2 separate regions of the Homo sapiens genome follow, and region 2 is linked to region 1. Evidence: chromatin loops called from intact Hi-C (ENCODE). Cell type or tissue: K562. All regions are shown on one strand. Links, peaks and the distances in the headings refer to the core of each region. The heading gives the core; the rest is flanking DNA. Region 1 holds the start of LOC105377144 (a long non-coding RNA gene). Region 2 has its middle 130 kb from the start of MIR4272.

Region 1 (10,579 bases), core at 1,737-9,736:
CAATTCTCAGAAAAGACTGAATTGTCTATTTCAGAAGTTTGTGGTCAATGGTCTAAAAGTTAGAACAAGGGAATGCTGTTGATCACAAAATAAGTTCTATTTACAAAAGAACTTCAAAGTAATCATTTGTAAAGTTATTCTGCACTTAATCAGTAAAGAGTACAGGAGGATTATTTTAACTTGCATATATTTAAGTAGTTCATTTCAAGACTTTTTTTTCTTAAAAGTAACCAAGTATAAAAAAGGCATACTTTTACTGAGACACGAAGTCCCCAAGCTAATTACCATAAAATGAATGAGCTTGGAATATATAAAAGAAGATGTGAAAGTGTTTTATCCAAAGACAGTTCAAGAACCTTTGTGTAAAGAACAGTTTCTGACTCTAAGGCATTGGCATATGTGCAAAGATTTTAAAATAAATGTGTTCAAGACAGGGAGTAATCACTGGTTGCTGATTTTGATCGCTAAGACTAAACTGGAGACTTTGTTTTTCGGGATAATGCAAACAAAACTGTCATCATGTAGTTAATGCTCTATTTTGGGAAGACAGTCTATTGCAAATTACTTTATTAGGAGTTTACTTGACATCCATCTAGAACAGACTGTGGTTCAAAATATCTTATTTGCAATTCTTTTAAATAGATGTTGTAACATGTGTTTTCCACTTTCACAATAAAGGATCTAAAAGTAAGATAATTATTTTAAATGCAAGTCACAAGTCACATATTCCTTTCAGTATATTCACTAACATCAGTCTTGAACTTAACACCAAACTTCTCCAACCATCCTCTTTAGTAGCCTGAAAATAAGTGTTTCAAAACATGGAAAGTGAAATAAGTTTCCATTTCATTGTATCTAGTTTCAATTATTTATGTTTCTAGTTCATTATTTCATTGGTTTGTTCACGCAGGTCATATTTCTGGAGTAGTTAGTATCCAAGAAACCTGCTAGGACAGAGAGCAGAGTAGCCAACAGGGCAAATTCAATCTCTGCTCTCACAGGGCTTACAGTCTAACAGGGAAGACAAGTAGGAAACAATACTTGCACGGAAATCTTTTCTTTTCTTTTTTTTTTTCTTTCTTTCTTTCTTTTTTTTTTTTGAGATGGAAGTCTCGCTCTGTTGTCAGGCTGGAGTGCAGTGGCGCGATCTTGGCTCACTGCAACCTCCGCCTCCTGGGTTCAAGTGATTTTTCTGCCTCAGCCTCTCAAGTAGCTGGGATTACAGGCGCACACAACCCTACCTAGCTAATTTTTGTATTTTTAGTAAAGATGGGGTTTCACCATGTTGCCCAGGCTGGTCTCAAACTCCTGGGCTCAAGTGATCTGCCTGCCTCAGCCTCCCAAAGTGCTGGGATTACAGGCGTGAGCCACAGTGCACAGGCAGAAATATATTTCCTATATACACGATGATAAAATAGAAAGCTCTCAAGCTTTAGAAACATGCAAACCTAAAATCAGATCCTGCCTAGATGTGAGGTAGTGATCACATTTTGGTCTCCTCATTTCAGCAAAATAGGGACTGTGATACCTACCATACTTACCATTACCTGGGATGATGTCTGGAGGAGGCCTGACAATTAATAGGTATTCAAATAATTCCTTTTTTCTCCCTTATTTGCATTCCCTATCCCTTATTTTCCATTAATATAAAACAAGATAACAAAAACTTGGCAGTGAAAAGCTCTTTTCCTCTATTAAATTTAAGAAAATGTAATAAAAATTCAGTTGAAAGCTAAAGCTAAAATAATTTTCTTAGTTAATGAAAGGGTTATCTATACTGAGAATAAGTATATATTGAATTTTGTTATCAAGTTCCTAATCTATTCTGGATGTTCATCCAATTTTCTCACAATAGAAAGCATTTTTTTTAAAAGAATAATATTTTCATTATCTTAGGGACAATGAGATTTTATATTCAAAACAACAAAACCCACAGAAAGCTAAGAATAAAGCAAATATATTCTGCACTTTTTCCTCTTAAGTATAAGAAAATCAAGTTTATGAAATTAAAATTATTTAGGTCTATGCAATCAATTTAAATTTGAACAAAGCTAATACAGTTAAGGAAATTACAAGTAGTTTACAACAACTTTTTTTTTTTTTTGCTTACTAGGGTTGTTGGGTAAAACAAAATGTTAATCTTCATTAGAAGGTTCATGTATATTCAAAATTTTCCAGAGTTTTCTTTCAACTATATTTTTAAGACGTTAAGTAGAAGACTTAATCTTGTGGGTAACATTATGGACCATGACAACCCTATTCCTTATATTTCTTCAGGTACTGCTGGTGCTCATTTAAACCCTATAGGCTTAACTCTGAGCACTTTAATTTGTTATATTTCAATTTAATCTGACTTTCCTTGGAAGAAGGTTTAGGATTTTTGCTTGTGATCTAAAATTCTGATAAGAAAGAGGATTCTGCTACCTTTTCTTCTTGAGATGTAAAGAAAGAGAACAGATAGTGTAACTTCAGAATAATAGGATCTTGGAGCAAGAAGGAGACTTAAAAAAAAGTAACTTAGACCAATTCCCTTATTATATTAATGAGAAAAGTTGGGAGACTTAAGGTTCTATTTCAAGTCAATATCAGAGTCAGGACCGGGGCTCAGTCTGTGGTTCAGATGTGGGGGTGGCTCTTAAGGTGTGGGAAAAGTCTAGGGGTAGCTGGGTGAGTTGGGGTCTGCACCTGTGCATACAATCTTGTGTTTCTCTATTTCTTCTGGAAATTGCATGCAAACAAAACACTTGAGAATATCTGCTTTACTGAGGGGTGTGAGGGAGAACTTTATTATTTATTTCAAAATTTTGAATCCATGTTTTAGGGTTCATGCATCTGTTTTCAGCATTCCATGCAAACTTTTAAAATATCTTATTCTATATCCTTTTAACTGTTTTAAAGACAACAAAGCAATAAACCACACAAACAACTAAACGTGTTATATACCAAATGTTAACACATTGGAGACTTCCAATTCATAGTTCTTTGCTGCTAAATTAACTTACTTTTCTGCAGGTCTTTAAATAAAGCAGGAGTCCCAAAGCAAGCGACAACAGGGACCAAGGAGGTAAGACAGCTGAAGACAGTGAGGACTTCTATGAACTGGAGAGCACAGCCCCATCTAATCCAGGGAGCTGATTGTTGCCTGAGGAAATTCAGCACCAGTGTTGCCAGGTCTTAATTAATTCTTTCAAGAAAAGCATAAAACTCTGTATCTTGATAAACTCATGAAAACAGAAATTTAAAAAACTACTTAGGGATTCAGTCAGTGACTGGCTCATTATCACTTGCTCTAATTAACTGCATTTACTAACCACAGGGTGAAAATAGAAAGTCGCATGAAGGTGGAATAGCACAGCTTTAGAAGCCAGAAAGTGCGGGTCAGAATGTTCTCTCTAGACCTTCAGAGTTTCAAGACCATATGCAAGTACTTAACTCAGAAAGACTCAGTCTTCGTCTGTGAAATAGAGAACAACAGTACCACCTTATAGAATTGGGTGCAATTCAAATGAGATAATACATGTACACACTGTGGGATAGTGCCATGCATCTAAAAAACTTTTTATCATCATCATCATCATCATCATTTCTTCATTCATTTTGAAGTTGTTTCTTTATGGCTATACTACAAATAGAGTCAATGTACCATAATCCCATAGAGCAAACAGACAAACACATTTTATGTTCATAAACATTGTCTTTTAATACAAGCATATTGAATGATTTTTTTTTTTTTTTTGAGAAGGAGTCTTGCTCAGTTGCCCAGGCTGGAGTGCAGTGGCCCCATCTCAGCTCACTGCAAACTCCGCCTCCTGGGTTCAGGCCATTCTCCTGCCTCAGCCTCCAGAGTAGCTGGGACTACAGGTGCTCGCCACCACGCCCGGCTAATTTTTTTTGTATTTTTAGTAGAGACGGGGTTTCACCATGCCAGCCAGGATGGTCTGTATCTCCTGACCTCGTGATCCGCCCGCCTCGGCCTCCCAAAGTGCTGGGATTACAGGCGTGAGCCACCGCGCCTGGCCCATATTGAATGATTTTAAAAAACAATTTAATTCTTTAAATGTACATAGAAATTTAAAATTATTGTTTTCACAATTCCTATATGCACATAATATACAAAAACAATATAGCTATAGGAAAAGAAATAGAATGTGGTTTCCCCTGACATAGAAGATTGAATATCATTTCCAGTTTTAGCCATTTATGTAGTAGTTAGCATAACCTGCCTGAATTCTTCTTGAAACTGTGATTGTTGCCGGCCCTAGTAGAATCTGCAAAGGCTATCATTTTAAAATTAACCTTTCTGGACAGGCATCTGCATGTGATTTAAAATTTTTCTTCAACATCAAAATGTAATAATTTGAAAAGCTTTTCTTCTCCCCGATAAACAGCAGATAATCATCTATTTCAACAAAGTTGTTCAATAAAATTTTGTGAATATTAGAAGATCCATAGCCTATCATGGTTTTTTGTTTCAACCGTCATCCACATAGCTACGCCAAATCCACTGAGCTCTACGGGATAATAAGAAAAGGCCCCACCATATCTCACGGAGTTTAGTGTCAATACAAGAAAATGAGTTTAAAAGTTCCAAAGATAACTTCTTTTTAGCGCTTCTGTACATGTAGGTTTGTGCAGAAGACAGTTATAGTAGTTAGTGATTTAATTTTACCAATTTAAAATTACTATCTGAAAAATGGATTCAAAAGGTAGGGATTTACACAGGGTTTTTGCTGTTTTTATTTGGTTTCAACACATTTATAACATTTTTAGGTGAGCTAAAAACTTAGCGCACCTAAAATAAATAAAATTTATTTCCCAAATAAATTTCAGGTGTGCTAAAGATTTAGCACACCTAGGATAAATAAAATTTAGTTCCCAAATAAATATAAATATGTAACACGAATCATCATAATAATTACATAGACATAAACTCTTTCCTTTGCAAGGCTCGGAGGTCAAGGAAACAAGACTTTAGAGACTTAAGTGACACCCACAACATTCAGAAGCTCAAGGGCACTGCAGTAAGATGGAAAGGGCAAGTCAGGGGCTGTTCTGCATCTGTAAACAGGAAGAGCAATAGTCTCCTTATTTCCCCTAAGGAAGTTCTGAAGTACAGCATGTCATCTTTCCCCTAAAAAGGCTCACTAAACTTAGATTTCTAAACTAAACGTCACAGTTCAAAAATTGCTCTGGAGCTTTCAGACTTCATTTTTGTCCAACCTCATGCTTATTGTATAAAAGGACCAATTTCTGAAAAGCCAGACGATAGGGAGCACGGGTGAGAAGAAACCTGCATTATATTGTCAAAGGGCCGACTCTGAGATTGAAATTGATTCCATGAAGTGCACATTCACATAAATATACAAGATCCACCTCGGTTTAGTTTTATTTCCCCACACATCAAAATATCAAAACTCATTTTCCAAAAGATCAAGATGCTCCAAATTTCAAAAAAAGAGAAAAGCAGCCGAGGATGAATAACCTTTTCTATACCACAAAATTACCCCTTGCAAAGGACAACTAGATTCCTTGTCCACACAAGAGAAACGGTTGTTGAGAATGTCAGAAAGAGGAGACCTTTCTTTTCAGCGCTAGGTGGCAGAGGAGAGTCGCCTATGCGTCCAGGCTGTCCTGGACAGCTGTGGTTGACGCTAACGCCTGGCTGCTCTCACTTTCACCTTCTCTCTGGTGTCAAAGAGAAGCCTTGAGGCCGTCCCGACGGCCTCTTCCTTACAGGGGAAACTGCTGTGAGCTGAACACATACCGCTCTTTCAAACCTTTAAGTGCAGCTTAGTTAACTGGTGGAATTAAGCCCACATTGAAGGGGCCTAAATATACAACCCTGTTCTTCAGGTTAGGAGATCACATGTCAAAATATAACCCCAAATTAATATAAGAAACACGCTGGGGGTGCCAAGTGTTGAACTACTTACAGATGCTGAGTCCTGCAGGAAGCTCTGAGATGGCGCCTGTCTTTCTGGCGCGCCCGCAGGAAGAGGTTTCAGCTGAAACAGCCCGCGAGCTTCATTCGAGCTCCACGTGGGGGCGAGACTCCGAGGAGATGTCTGGTCGGATGCTATTGCCATGATCAACTCTCCTTAGTGTTTGCAAACCTCAAAGAAGAGGTTTTGAAGAAGTCTAGCTTCAGTATCCACCCATGCCCATTAAGCCTCATTTTCTGTTACAAAAATGAGGTTAATAACAGCATCTATTTAAAGGGTTGTGAGGAGTGAATGAGATTGCTGACCCATGAAAAGTGCTCTGTATGGTGCTTTCTCAAAAAAATACTCAAATGTTAGCTATCATTATTACCCCTGCCGAATGAGACAGGGAATGGGAAGGTTCTGTAAAATAAAGAGCAGCCTCATGCCCACTCTCCTCGCACCCTCTATGCTTCCTCTCAGCCGGTAGACTCGGTGTTTCTGCAAGCACATCCTGGAATTTCTCCCGTTTCTTCAGTATGTAAAGCATAGCGTCCACAGCTTTATGCTATGCAATCAGATAAAGGTGGGTCTGAAAACTGCCTCTTAGCCATTTACCAGCTATGCAATTTTAGGCAAATTGCCACCTTTCTGAGCCTCTGTTTCTCCATCTGAAAAACTAGGAAAGTAATAAGACTTTTCTCCACAGGTAATTTATGAAAATGAGATGGTGTACTGTCAGGTGCAGAGGAAGAATTCACCAAATGTTAGCTGCAATTAGTAGTATTCGTATCACTATTAACTTTGCCTGGCGTAACCTCCCCATCTAAAGCTGCTTTCTTTAAAGGCTCACTTTAAAAATGTCTATCTGTCTATATGTCCGTTCTCTCATGCAACACATATTCTTGTGTCTCCTTCATACTCTGGGGGATTAAGAAATGAATTTGACATAGTTCCTGAAATCAAGGAGCTGAGTGTCTGGCAGCAGAAATAAGTCAGTCAGGTGTATAAAGTTTTTAATGCAGTGTAGAGTGCTAAGTGGCCTAACAGGCATTTATTTTAAAGATGGTGTTAATTTGGCCAGGCGCGGTGGCTCACGCCTATAATCCCAGCACTTTGGGAGGCTGAGGTGGGCGGGTCACCTGAGGTCAGGAGTTTCAGAGACCAGCCTGGCCAACATGGTGAAACCCGTCTCTACTAAAAATACAAAAATTAGCTGGGTGTGGTGGTGCATGCCTGTAATCCCAGCTACTCAGGAAGCTGAGACGGGAGAATCGCTTGAACCCAGGTGGTGGAGGTTGCAGTGAGCCAAGATCACGCCACTACACTCTCGCCTGGGCGACAGAGCAAGACTCCATCTCTAAAAAAAAAAAAAAAAAAGGTGTTAATTTAACATGAGGAGAATCTAGGAAGGGAGACAATGTGTACCATATACTATTACAGTTAGCAGCATGAAGTTTTGGGTTACGGAGATCTGGGGTTAAATCTCAGCTTTACCTCTTGCTTTTTAAATATCTTTGGATAATTCATTTGTTTATTTTTTTGAGATGGAGTCTCGCTCTGTTGCCCAGGCTGGAGTGCAGTGGCGCAATCTCGGCTCACTGCAAGCTCCGCCTCCCGGGTTCACGCCATTCTCCTGCCTCAGCCTCCCGAGTAGCTGGGACTACAGGCGCCCACCAGCATGCCTGGCTAATTTTTTGTATTTTTAGTAGAGACGGGGTTTCACCGTGTTGGCCAGGCTGGTCTCTGAAACTCCTGACCTCAGGTGACCGGCCCACCTCAGCTTCCCAAAGTGCTGGGATTATAGGCTTGAGCCACCGTGCCTGGCGCGTTAGCCAGGATGGTCTTGATCTCTTGACCTCGTGATCTGTCCGCCTCGGCCTCCCAAAGTGCTGGGATTACAGGCTTGAGCCACCGCACCCGGCCTGGATAATTTATAATATTCTCTCTGAGCCTCAGTTTCTACATCTGTAAAACAGAGATAATTGTAGAGTGTACATGATGGAGGGTGAAGTGATCGTTACATACAGAAATCCACTTAAAATGTGACAGAAGTTTCAATAAAGGTTAGCTCTTATTCATAGTAATAATGTTAATATAGCTAATCTTGTCACCAAGTCTTGGTGCTGGTGGCATTGAATGGTTCTTGAGTTATGAGTAGGATTTCAATACAGGGCTGGGGGAAGGAGATGAGGCAGGAAGGACAGCTCAGAAGTGAGAAAGAAGGCAAAGTCAGAATGAACAGAGGGTGGCTTACTCTGGCTAGGCTCAGTCTGGCCTCATCACACACTAAAATGTGTAGTTAGAACAATCACTTGTCTTGCTTTACCTGGGACTGAAGGGTTTTCTGGGGAAGCAGAACTTCCGGTCAGCAAAAACTGGGGAAGTCTTGGGAAAAGGAGGATAAGATGATCACCCTACATGCATTAGGCCTTTCTTGTGTTGCTATAAAGAAATACCCGAGACTGGATAATTTATTTTAAAAAAAGAAGAAGTAGTTTAATTGGCCCACAGTTCTGCAAGCTGTAAAAGCATAGCACCAAAATTGCTTAGCTTCTGGGGAGACCTCAGGGCACTAGTATTCATGGCGGAAGGCAAAGTGGGGGCAGGCACATTACACGGTGAGAAAAGGAGAGAGTGGGGTGGGGGAGGTGCCACACACTTTTAAATGACCTGATCTCCTGAGAACTCACTATCACTACCATGAGGACAGCACTAAGCCATTCATGAGGGATCTGCCCCCATGACCCAATCACTTCCCACCAGGCCCCACCTCCAACACTGGGGATTACATTTTAACATAAAATTTGGGCGGGGACAAATATACAAACTATATCACTATGCTTCAAGAATTGTGGCTCAACAGACAAGGGTCTTGAAGGCCATGTGAGGGGGTTGAGGCTGTATTTGTAGGCAATAGGAAGCTCTTGAAAGTTTTTGAGGTGAGGAGTGACTATTCAGAAGTGTGTTTCAGGCAATCAGCCTACAAAACAAAGGTTTTGTCTCTCATCCTTGCCCAATAAGTCTCTTCTGCATTGTTCCTTCCACAGTCCTTGGTTTATATCTGCCCTCTCTGTTTATCACACTGTATCTGTGTTAAAAATATATGTGAGTGTCCTCATCATCTTACAATATAATCTCCTCAATGTCAAGATTGGGTCTTCACCATCTTATCTCCATTATGTCTTATATAAGCTCAATATGTATTGAATTAAGTTGAAAGCTTGTGATTCTATACAATACAATATTAATTGACATTTACAATTCATCTCGGTTCAAAATTGAACATCAGGTGTCAGTGTGTCTAGTAATTATTCTTCTGATGACATGGAAAGTCAATCTTTAAAATATTGATTGGGAAATCTACACACAAAATAATCCTCTGTAAATGTAAGAAAGTGTTCTTCTCTTTTCCATGAACATTTCTAATTGAAAAAACTGTTCTTACCCACTCAATTGACCAGTAAATGCTTTGTAGTATGATGTTCTCTTCCCTTTCTGGGCCTGAGATACAGGTTCCCATGGAACCTCGACTGTACCTGTATCTCAGGTAAAGGAGAGCAATTGGTAGAGTTTCCATGCAGGGTTCCAGTTGGCCTAAGGTCATTTTTGAATGCTTACGGGAAAAGTTTGTTTTAGGCACTGATATGGTTTGGATCAGTATGCCAACCAAATCTCATGTTGAATTATAATCCCCAATGTTGGAGATGGGGCCTGGAGGGAGGTGATTCGATCATGGATGCGTTTTTCATGAATGGTTTAGCACCCTCCACGTGGTGCTGTTCTCATAATAGTGACTGAGTTCTCGTGAGATCTGGCTGTTAAAAAGTGTGTTGCACCGCCCATTGGCTCTCCCTCTTGATCCTGCTGCAGCCATGTGACTTGCCTGCTTCTCGTCACCTTCCACCATGATTGTAAGCTTCCTGAGGCTGAGCAGATGCCAGCACCATGCTTCCTATCCAGCCTGCAGAACCATGAGCCAATTAAACCTCTTTTCATTATACGTTACCCAGTCTCAGGTATTTCTTTATAGCAACGTGTGAATGAACTTATACAGGCACTGTCAAGTCAATGAATCAAGTAAAAAGCATTTACACACAGACCCTAACTTATAATGGTTTGGCTTACAATTTTTTGACTTTACAACGGTGTAAAAGTCAGCAACATTATGTATAAACTATACTTTGTGTACCCACACAACCATTCTGACTTTTTACATCATTGCTGTAGTCAATAAATTATATGAGATATTCAATATTTTATTATAAAATTGGCTTTGTCTTAGATGATTTTGCCCAACTGTAGGCTACTGTAAGGGTTCTGAGCATGTTTAAGGTAAGCTATGCTATGCTATGATGTTCAGTAGGTTAGGTGTATTTAATGCATTTTTGATTTACAATATTTTTTTTGATGGGTTTGTCAGGACGTAACCCCATCATAAGTCAAGGAGCATGTATATTTATTTCTATATGTACAGGATTGTGGAAGAAGCCAGGATATATTAATCTGTGAGATAACATAGCATGGTGGGTTTTTTGGTTTGCTTTTGTTGTTTTGCTTGTTTGTTTGTTTTATTTGAGATAGGGTCTAGCTTTGTTGCTCAGGATGGAGTGCAGTGGTGCAATTATGGATTGCTTCAGCCTCAGACTCCTGGGCTC
Region 2 (10,579 bases), core at 1,031-9,030, 390 kb after region 1:
AACTTTGACATGGTATCCAATTGTGATGCAAAGCACCTGCGTACTCACACAACGTGCTTTCTTCTCCCTGATGCCACTTGCATTATATAATGACCATCAGCATCACCTGATGAAGGAAATTTGCTGAAGGGTCACTCGGCTTTCTCTCCAAGTATGTTGCTAATTCTGCTACCTTTGCCCTGAGGATGCAACCCTGCATGATGCTTTTGTTTTGTTCCCTTCTCTGTCCTTATCAAAACAATTCATCAATTTTGTATTGGAAACTTTATTTTGCATTTCCCATTCTGAGAAAAAACAATTAGTTTACCAGTTAAAATTTGAAGAAGATAAAAAACATAAATATTTTACAACATTATTGAATTTTAAAAGTTGATAAGGCTCTGAGAATTGGACTATCTATAGGTCCCATACAATCCAACTTTTAGATGTTCATCATTATACTTTTTAGACATATTTTGCTGTTTTGTTGACTTCCACCTAACTTTGTATGTCCTAGGAAACACAGATTTGGATTTAGTCTTTATGCTTACAATTTCATCTTAAGCTAAAGTAAATAATAAAAAGTAAATCATTTTACTTGTTTCATCACTACTTTTAAGCTTGAACCATTTCCAGCCATTTATTTATTTTAGTCAATTGGTAGAATAACATAACAGCAAAAAATGCCCATGTAATAAATAATAGCACAATGTCATAAAATTAGTTGAGATGAACTGTACCTTGTTATCTACTTGGAAGAGCATTAAAAAATGCTTTTATGAGGCTATTAAATGACACTTCACCACTGGTTAATTCCTGAATATGGGGGTCATTGACTAGTGTTCTCATTTACCTTTCCAATTCAGGCCTTCTTCAAAAAGTCACCATTCTTTCTTAGAAAGAGATATTAATACAGCCTCTATTCATATTAACCCCACCATGTTATCATCATTCTTCTGATTCAAAATTAATAAATACTGAGAAACAAATTTTCCTCTATCAAAGGGACAGTTTTACTTTTTACTTGTTTCTGTATTCAGTCCAATCAATAACATTTTTAAGTTGTTGGTGGATATTCTGAATATTGTAATTTTTATCATTTTTAAAGGGGCAATTTTGTAAAATGACAAGACCATAAAGGGCTACCTTTGCATGTTCTCTGCTATAGAAAATCAGATGCACTTGTTTTTAGAGAAGAAAAAAAATCATTGTTGACAAAACTCCTGTACAAAGATCTCTAATGCCTTTGGCCAGTAGTCGTCATACCAGATGCAGTCTTTTTAATGTGGACCTTTTTGGTTTAGTCCTTCTTAATCTTTTAATACAATGATGATTAGATTAAATGGGAATGTATATTGAATAAAAATTTGCTAGCAAATATTTTTACTATAACACATTATTATATGAGATATTTTAATCAGCTGTTAAAATTTGATACATGTTGATATTTTCAGTATTTATATGGCTAATATAGCTACCTAGAGCATCCAACAATGTGTAATTAAAAATATTTATCATTACCAGAAATACAAAAGAAGTTGTGGTTAAAACTTAGGCTTTGATGTCATTCTGAACTGGGTTAAAACCTTGTGTTCTCACAAACGATGTGATCTTGATCAAGCAACAACTTCTCGAAATCTGTTTCTTTATTACTACTCAGTTGCAAGCCACATAAGGGTAAGGACCTTATCTACTGAGCTAATATTTTATCACCAACATTTAACACACTGCCTTGAATATGGTAGTCAATTAATAAATATTGAATGACTGAAATAATACATTGAATAATGGGGGCAGTAATATAATTTACCTCATAGGGTAGATGCGAACGTGAAATAAGATTAGGCATGTACAGATCCAGAAGAGAAACATGATTAACTAGCTATTATTAGGGTGACCATATAATTTGACATACATATCGGGACACTTCAGAATAACAGAGGGTGCCATTAATAGTTACATGGGGGCAAAAGATGTGAACTAAGGCCATCCAAGTCAAACTAAGGTATGTAGTCACCCCAGCTCTGGCAAATATTATTAGGCAATATAGGAAACCAAGGATAGAAGGAAATGTGTAATTGTAGATACGTAACATATAATTATTTGACAATGGTTGCAATGTAGACAAATAAAACCACAGCAATAGTGTCTAACCTGGCAAAAACTGCCCCCACCTACCTGCTCGAAGCATTAGAGAGAAGGAACAGTAGAAAAATGACGTTTCCTGAGTCCAAATTTCCACATTGGGTTTTTCAGATTCGTTTAACTTACCAAGTTGAATTAGATTAATAATTCTCTTTCAAGATTCCTTGTCAAATCTCTCACAGTGATTGTTTTTCACCTCTCATATTTCTGGCCCCGCCCTGTCTGAGTGGAATGTTTCAACTTCTAATTCGACAATTTACATATTGACCTGTTTCCTGGCCAATGTTTGTTCTTCCTCAGGATATCTCTGTACTATTACCTGTTCTCTCTTCCACCTCTTCTGTCTATAAAAAAGATACATCTTTCCTTTAGGCTATGGCCCTTCACCTCACAGACACTTTACGTATGTATGTATGTATGTATGTATGTACGTATGTATCTATGTATTTGAGACAGGTTCTTACTCTGTCCTCCAGGCTGGAGTGCAGTGGTGCAATCTCGGCTCACTGCAGCCTTGACCTCCTGACTCAAGTGATCCTCCCACCTCAGCCTCCCGAGTAGCTGGGACCACAGGTGCTCACCATCATACCCAGCTATTTTTTTGTATTTTTAGTAAAGATGGGGTTTTGCCACGTTGCCCAGGCTGGGACACTCTTCTCATCATAGCCTCCAAGATGTTGTTCTTTTTTTTTTTTTTTGAGATGGAGTCTTGCTATGTCACCCAGGCTGAAGTGCAGTGGTGCGATCTCGGCTCACTGCAGCCTCTGCCTCCTCTGCCTCCCGGGTTCCAGGGATTCTCCTGCCTCAGCCACCTGGGTAGCTGAGATTACAGGCATATGCCACCACGCCTGGCTAATTTTTGTATTTTTAGTAGAGATGGGGTTTCGCCATGTTGGCCAGGCTGGTCTCGAACTCTTGATCTCAGGTGATCCACCCGCCTTGGCCTCCCATAGTGCTGGGATTACAGGCATGAGCCACTGCGCCTGACCCAAGATGTTCTTCTATCAGTTTTTCACTCTCTTCTTATTGGTGTCTTCAATATCTCCTTCCTGATAAGATTCAGAAATCTGGATCTTATGCTCTGGAATCATAAACATTTATGTTCTAATTCTGGGTTTTCGATCTCTGTGTGATCTTAGGAAAGCTGGTTAACATCATTGAGCCTCAGTTTCTTCATGGTAAAGTGGTAATTGTAATGCCTAGCTCAAAGAATAGCAAGGAGGATTAAATGAGATAATGTATATAAAATGTCTAGGAGACTTCTGGGCAAGACATTGGCACCTTAGATTCAAACACTGGTGCACATCCTCTCCTCTAAGCAAATAATAAGGGTAGGCAGAACCTTAAAAGAGAAAAGTAATAACATATGTGGAGGCTAAAAAATAAGATAAATCTATCTGGAACCAAAAACTGAACAGAAATACAAAGTCATAAAAGGAGCTGAAAATGGAGGCCTGTTGGACTCTGTTTCCGAAATAGGCAGTGGCTACCAAGAGCTAGGCTTCTATGTGTCAACAAGGACCAAAGGAAAGGCACACAAGCGAGGCAACTGGAATCAGGAGTGACAGGGATCCAGTGTCTGGGGAGAAACTTTTCCATCCCATTGGCAGCACCATTTTCCTTTTTCAACTACAGGCTGCAGTTGTTTTCCACACACTCCCATCTTAAGGCGCCTGTAAGTGCCGTGTTCATAATTCAGTTTCTATTTCCCTTCCCATACCGCTACACTTTTATTGAATGTACATTTTGCATTCCTGTGAAAAACTCACAGTGATTTATACTGATATCCCAGTGGAGCAGGAACCTCAAGGTGACATTATAAGGACTCAGGGTCCAGCTGCTGAATGTAGACAACTGAAAGAGGGAGCAAGAGGAGGGAAAAGAGGGAAGGAGAGAAAAGAAAATAAGAACAATAAACAAAAGTAAATTAAATACTGATTCATCTGCAGCAGAATTTATTCCTGAAAAAATCTATTTTATAAAGGAAACTGACAATGGCTTTAAAATAAATGTTTCAGGTATTTAAAGACAAAAATGAGTAAAACCATGAACATAATAGATTACAACACATAGACTTGGGAGAAAAGAAATAATGATGAGTAAAGAAACTGATGAAATATGTCAGCAAATTTAATGAAGTATTGACTATTTTGGGTGTGTGTTAAACAACACTGTGTTTAGAGAAAAAAAACAAGATGGGGAAAGGGAGCAATTTGGTTAATTAAATTGTGATAAGTAGGAGGATAGAAATGATTAAAAATAGATTTGTTTAAAATATTTATAGTTAAATAGGTAGGTGAAAAAAATTCAGGGTTGCCACTAAAAGTAAACAATACAATATATGCTTTCTGTATTTGTTTTCTACATCTGTACAACAAATTATCACAAATTTAGCTACTTATAAAAATACATACATTATCTCAGAGTTTCTGTGGGTCAGGAGTATGGGCACAGGCTGGCTGGGTCTTCTCTGTTCAGTGTCTCACCAGGCTGCAATCAAAGGGTAGGCCTAGCTGTGTCCTCAAGTGAAGGCTCTCTTAGGGAAAAATCTACTTCCAAGCTTCCTAAGGTTGTTGGCTGAATTCAGGTCCTTGCAGCTGTAGGCCTGGAATCCCAGAATTCCTGCAAGTGTTGGCGAGACGCTGCTCTCAGCTCCCAGGAGGTATTTCCACGTCGTTGTCACCTGACTCCCTCTATAGGCAGTTCACAAAATGACTGTTTCTTTGAGGTCAGCAGGAGAATCTCTCAGACTCCTGTTTCTGATCTCTAAACCTTCATTTGAAGGGCTCCCATAATTAGATCAGGCCCAACCAGGATAACTTCCCTCTTCATTAAGTTAACTGATTAGAGACTTAAATCGCATCTTCAAAATCCCTTCCCCTTGGCTGCACAATGTAACCTAAGCACTGGAGTGCTGTCCCATCATATGCACCAGTCCTGCCCACACTCCAGGGAAGATTATACAAGAAGGTGGGAATTTTAGGGGCCATCTTAGAATCTGCCAACCACAGTCTGTCCTTTGAATCCCCAATGATTTACATTCCTCCCAGATGCAACATGTATTTACCCCTCTCAAAGTTCCCACCAGTCTTATCTCATTACAGCAACAGCTTACAGTCCAGTAATACCATATGTTTGTATGTGTATATCTTTTTCAACTGAAAAGGAGCAATAAGAAACAAAAATGAATGATAAACAGAAGAAACAAAAAATTGTAGAAAGAAATACAAATAAACCAATAATCACAACAAACATAAAGAAATTAAGTTTATTTTTTAAAAGATATAGATTTTTTAAATGAGTAAAGTGCACAGAGTCCAGCTATATGTTTCTTAAAAAACTACAACAAAATGCAGAAAGATTAAAAGAAAGGAACTAAAAAATATATGCCAGTAAAATTGTAATCCCCAAATATCTAGGGTTCTAATATAACATCAGATAAAACAGAACCTAAATCCAAATTATTACAGGGTTAAAGAAGAATACTACTAATGATACAAAAATAACTTCCTAAGATATATAATAATAATTAATTTATGCACATCTAACAGCATTCTCTCTCTCTCTACACACACACACACACACACACAATCATATTGAAACTGGGAACTTTTAACACAACTCTATTAAGTTTATTAACTTAATAATAGTAGAAAAGATTTGAAAACAGAATGAACATGTTTGATGTAATGAACTATAATAAAATTTGTACCTCTATGTTCTTTTCAAGTACAAAGATGCCATTTACAGTAATTAACTGTATCATAATCAAATGTCAACACATCTCAAAGTTTCAATATCATAGCGACTATGTTATCTCACTGTAATGAAATTAAACCAGAAATTAAAAATTAAAAGATAGATAAAAGATCATATATTTAGAACTCTAGAACATTCACTCCTAAATAACATAATCCAAAGGAAAATAACAGTGAGAGAATTACAAAGTATTTAGGATAGAACACCAATGAAAAGACAGCTGAAACTGCAAAATTAGTGAGATGCAGATAAAATATTTACAGGTAAGTTTAAATGGATCTATTCAATATCAAGAAAGACTAAATATAAATGAGTTAAGTATTTAAAGATCTAGACAAAGAATTTAGAAAGAGTAACTCAAAATAATCAGAAGAAAAAATAACAAACATAATCAAGAAATACATAAAATAGAAAACTATAATACACTGGGGCGAATGAACGTGACCACAGCTTGGTTCTCTGAGAAACAGAAAAGGCTGTAGCAAGACTAATTTTTTAAGAATAGGCATAAATAAACAATAACAGCAAGAGAAAAGGAGAAAGATACACCACAGATACTAAAAATGCAATAGTCTGAGAATCAAGGTAATTACATTCTGCTTGTTGATGACTGAGGTAGGAGCAGGCATATGACAATTCTTGTGAAAAGGACAATGAGAAAAAAGGAGAAATTTTGCTAGAACTCTTCTTGAAAAGTATTATTTGCTTTTAGGAAAGGTCAGAAGACAAGAAACTGCCCCTTCCTGATTTTGGATGTTGTTGTCTGAAGATGTGATGGTTGGTACTGTGGCAACCACATTGGATCATGAGGGCAAAACCAAGGGAATAAGAGAAGTTAACAAGAACATTACTGAGCCCCTGAAGAACCAACCCTAGAACCGCCCTATTTTCAGATTCCTGTTATGTGAGATAATACAGTATTTATGTTTAATTAGCTCTTATAAGAATATTCTATGACTTGGAGCCAAATGCATTCTAACGGATATAACATTCTGGAACCAGTTTCTTAATTTTGTTTTATAAACAGATTATAAATAGAGAAGCAAAGTTTTTCCAACTGGAGTGGAATAATCTGAGAGGCCTTCTCTCATGGATGGCTAATATGGTACAGGAGTCATGAATGAAGAGAGGCTGTTATATAGAACGTTCTGAACTCTGATGGAGGTGCTGAACAATAAGGAGGATTAACAAGTGATGTGACAGAAGCTATCCAAAGGGAAAGGACCAATGGCTCATTCCCCACCCATTTAAGGAGCCAAAGCTCTTGGCAATCTGAACATAGTTATCGATTATACATACCCTTCATCCTCATAACTCTTCAAATGCCTTTATTAAACAAGAACACTTCTTGCATACATTACCTACCTGGACACAATTCTAAAATATTTTTGGTGAATGAACAGCTATAAGCCATGCCCTTCCATTTTCCATTTCCATTAGCATGCAGCTGAACCCAAATGTAAAAAAATAATTTTGTGATGATATTCATTAATTTGGAAAAGTAATCTCAGCAAGTATCTTAGCAAAGTAAATCTTTAACATAAAAAAATGCTGATGGCACACTTACTCAGATTTTGGTGGGCGACGTTCTCTTGGATACCAGTTATATTCTCATTTGAATTTCCTGTTTCTTGTTTTATGTGCATATAACTTCCTTTTTTTTCCATAAAAGTACCTGAAATTGGAGTGAGATTCTTGTAATGAGTTTTTTCTTGCAATATATTTAGATGAACAACAACAGTATGGTATTCCTAAGATCCTGTTACTCCTATTCCTTAATGGAAACATCGTGTTACTGATTCTTCTCCCACTGGAGGAATATGCTTTGAGGACTGAACTTTTTTCCCTGTCTCTCTCTCGTTTATTGGGAAAACAACGTCATCGTCTTCTTGGATTGCTGACATTTGGATAAGGCAGATGAAACAAGTAAGTGTCCTACGTCCAGATAGAAATAGCAACCATGCACAAAATTTTCTTATAAAACAGATAATAGAGTGACTATAATAGAGACTAGACCAGAAGTCTGGATTCTTGGGTCCAACTGTTCAATCTTAGGCTTGTTCTGAGATGCCGGAAAAAAAAAAAAATCACTCAAGAGTCTTTTGGTGCCTTTTTGGGCTGCACCTATAAATGGTAATTATACTTTTCTATTATAGAGTTCTCCACCATCTATTGTGATGTGTAACTATATCAAAGGAGTAGTTGACAGCTTAGTTAATGCATAGAGTATAAATCACGTTGAGTTTCTCACAGGAATACAAAATGTACATTAAATACAAAGTCTAGCAGCATGAGAAGGGAAATAGAAACTGTGAATCATGAGCACACCACTTACAGATGTCTCAAGATGTGGGTTATGTGGAATACAACTGCAGCCTGTAGTTAAAAAAGGAAACTGATGCTACTGGTGGGATGGGTTGTTTTCTAGGGCAGGGCTCAGGAGACAGACGAGACAGATTTCTACCCTCGACTTGAAAATGGGCCATTGTGTGAGCCTTGGCAACTTTGGTACAGCCTGCAGCGACTAAAATGGCCTGGCCCCTGCCCACTTCTCTATTATTAGATAGATTGCATTAACGGCCCAATTCTTCATCCTTTCCTGTATCCTTGCTTTTTTGCCATGGGGTTTTAAGCAACTCCTACAAAGAGGTAGAGTATATTTGGGGTATCTTGATTTAGAGTTTGGCCATGTGACTTGCTTTGGCTAATAGAATTTTAGTGGTTGTGATACTAACAGATGTCTAGAAAGTGCTTGCATGTATTTGGTTTTGCTCTTGCTCCTCTGGGATGGTGAGGGGAACATGCCCTGGCTAGGCTGCTGAAGGATGAGACATACAGAACAGAGCCAAGCTGCCCAGGTGTTCCAGCCAAAGCCAACCTAGATCAACCATCAGCCAGCTGGTTCCCAGACATGTGAATAAGCCAAACCAACAGGAAAAATTGCCCAGTTGTGCTTGTCCTAAATAACTGACTCCCAGACTCATAAGCAAAATAAATGCTTATTGTTACAAACCACTGAGTTTTGAGATGATTTGTTATACAGCATTCTTGTGGCTATCAATCTGATATACTTTCCAACACTTCCCTGTTGCTCTCCACACCCACTCCAGCAACATTAGACTTATCTATTTAAGAGAACTTTTCATGTACCCCAGGACAGGATCCTTGCACATGCTGTTCTCCCTCTGCCTGGAGCTGTCTCTTATGCGTCTCCCCTGGCCCCTTACGTTGGCCAGCTCCTTAGCTGAAATACATTTATTCATCAGTTCTTAGCTCAAAAGTAGCTTCCTTAGGCAAGCTTTTCCTTCCAATCCAGAGTAAGTGGGCTTTCTTTAAAATTGCAATATATTTTCATGTATTTGTGTTACTTTATATCAGAGAACTTTTTACTGATGTCTCTGTTAATGAATGATAATCTAATTTTTTTGTGTGTGTGTGATAGTTAAGCTGGTCTCCTCCATGAAATTGCAAAGTCCATGAGTTTAGAGGCTGCAACTGTTATCTGGGTCGCCACTGTATCCTAACGCAGCAGATAATATAGTGTATTAGGTACACGCTACCTAATGCAGTGACAGGCACCAATTTTTATTGAATGAAGATGTAAGTCGTATCCTCCACCTTTTGTGTGTGATGACTGATGAGTTACATTTGTAGCCTTCTCGAGAAGTATGCTTTGAGTAACTGGAGCTGCCTCATTCAAAGATACCTGAGAGGTACACAAATAAGCCCTCTCCCCCACAGGAAGCCTGTAATCAGTGACTCATAGATGCAGCTATGGAGTAGTCCAGCCTGCTTGCCTCTGAGTGAGATAACCTCCGTGGTGTAATTTATGCTCTAGAGCTCCCCGTGAGATGGGGCCTAGGCTTGACTTCTAAAACCACATCTTTGCCAGGTTCCTTTCCCTGCACTAATCTATGCCCTCATCTTGCTTTATGTTTCTCCTGAGAACTTGACCTCAATAAATCACTTGCAGGAAAATTCCTATTTTAGGTTCTACTTCCAACCAAACCCAAATAAAGACATGCAATAAATTTGAGCATTTCTTGCTCAACCAAAAAATAAAATAACCAAAAGAACCCTGAAATAGTATCCATTGGTATAAATCTTTGGATAGAGAAAAATTATAGCTCACTCTTCTCAAAGGGTCCAGAAATTCACAGACATCTGATAATTTGGGGGTTGGTTAGAACCTCCATAGTTATTAAAGCAAAGTTTTATTCATTCCTGGAAATGTTTATTCTCAAATTGTACCACTATACACTAATACATTTCTTAACAGCACTATTCAAGTAGAGAGCATGTTTGATGTCTGACTGCCAGGATTTTCATCTCCCCTGTATTTGTGGGTTTCTGCTTTCAGAAGATAATCAGAGAATAGGTGATGGTGGCTAGAAAAACGCCCGTCATACAGTCTTAAAAGAAAAATTATATAAGGCTACACATAGTGCAATCTTAAATAATAAAACAAATCTATCCATCTCTCTATCTAGGCATTGAAAAATCAATGAAAGAAAGCATACCAAGATGTGAACAGCAGTAGTAAAGTTCTGAGAGATTTTTATTTCATCTTTTACAATTTTACAATCTTCACATTTTAAACAGAAAGCATGACTGTGGTTTTTGAAAAAATATGGTTTAAAAAAAGGGTAACTCAGCAAACAGATCAAAGAGAGAACAATAGCACTTCCTCCCCCTC

What was found. A loop is a pair of places that touch in the nucleus more often than their neighbours do. Peaks named below come from ENCODE experiments on the same cell type or tissue, not always from the same donor. Only the 100,000 strongest peaks of a DNase experiment are listed, where the experiment ranks them.
Region 2: it touches region 1 in a loop (7-fold over the local background); 8 of 110 quality-filtered maps call a loop at or near these places.

What each region holds. Positions count from the first base shown.
Region 1 is chr3:66,966,412-66,976,990 of GRCh38, forward strand. It overlaps LOC105377144 (a long non-coding RNA gene), which reads right to left and starts at 6,007. Exons shown (of 4, transcript XR_940939.2): 1 at 5,934-6,007. In K562, for the core only: CTCF peaks have their summits at 5,595 (motif pointing right) and 6,042; DNase peaks (open chromatin) are centred at 5,630 and 6,030; H3K4me3 peaks cover 189 bases.
Region 2 is chr3:67,353,211-67,363,789 of GRCh38, forward strand. It overlaps a transcript of SUCLG2 not described here. Among named protein-coding and RNA genes, the nearest start is that of MIR4272, 130 kb to the left of the region's middle. In K562, for the core only: a CTCF peak has its summit at 4,819; no DNase peak of the experiment used is centred there.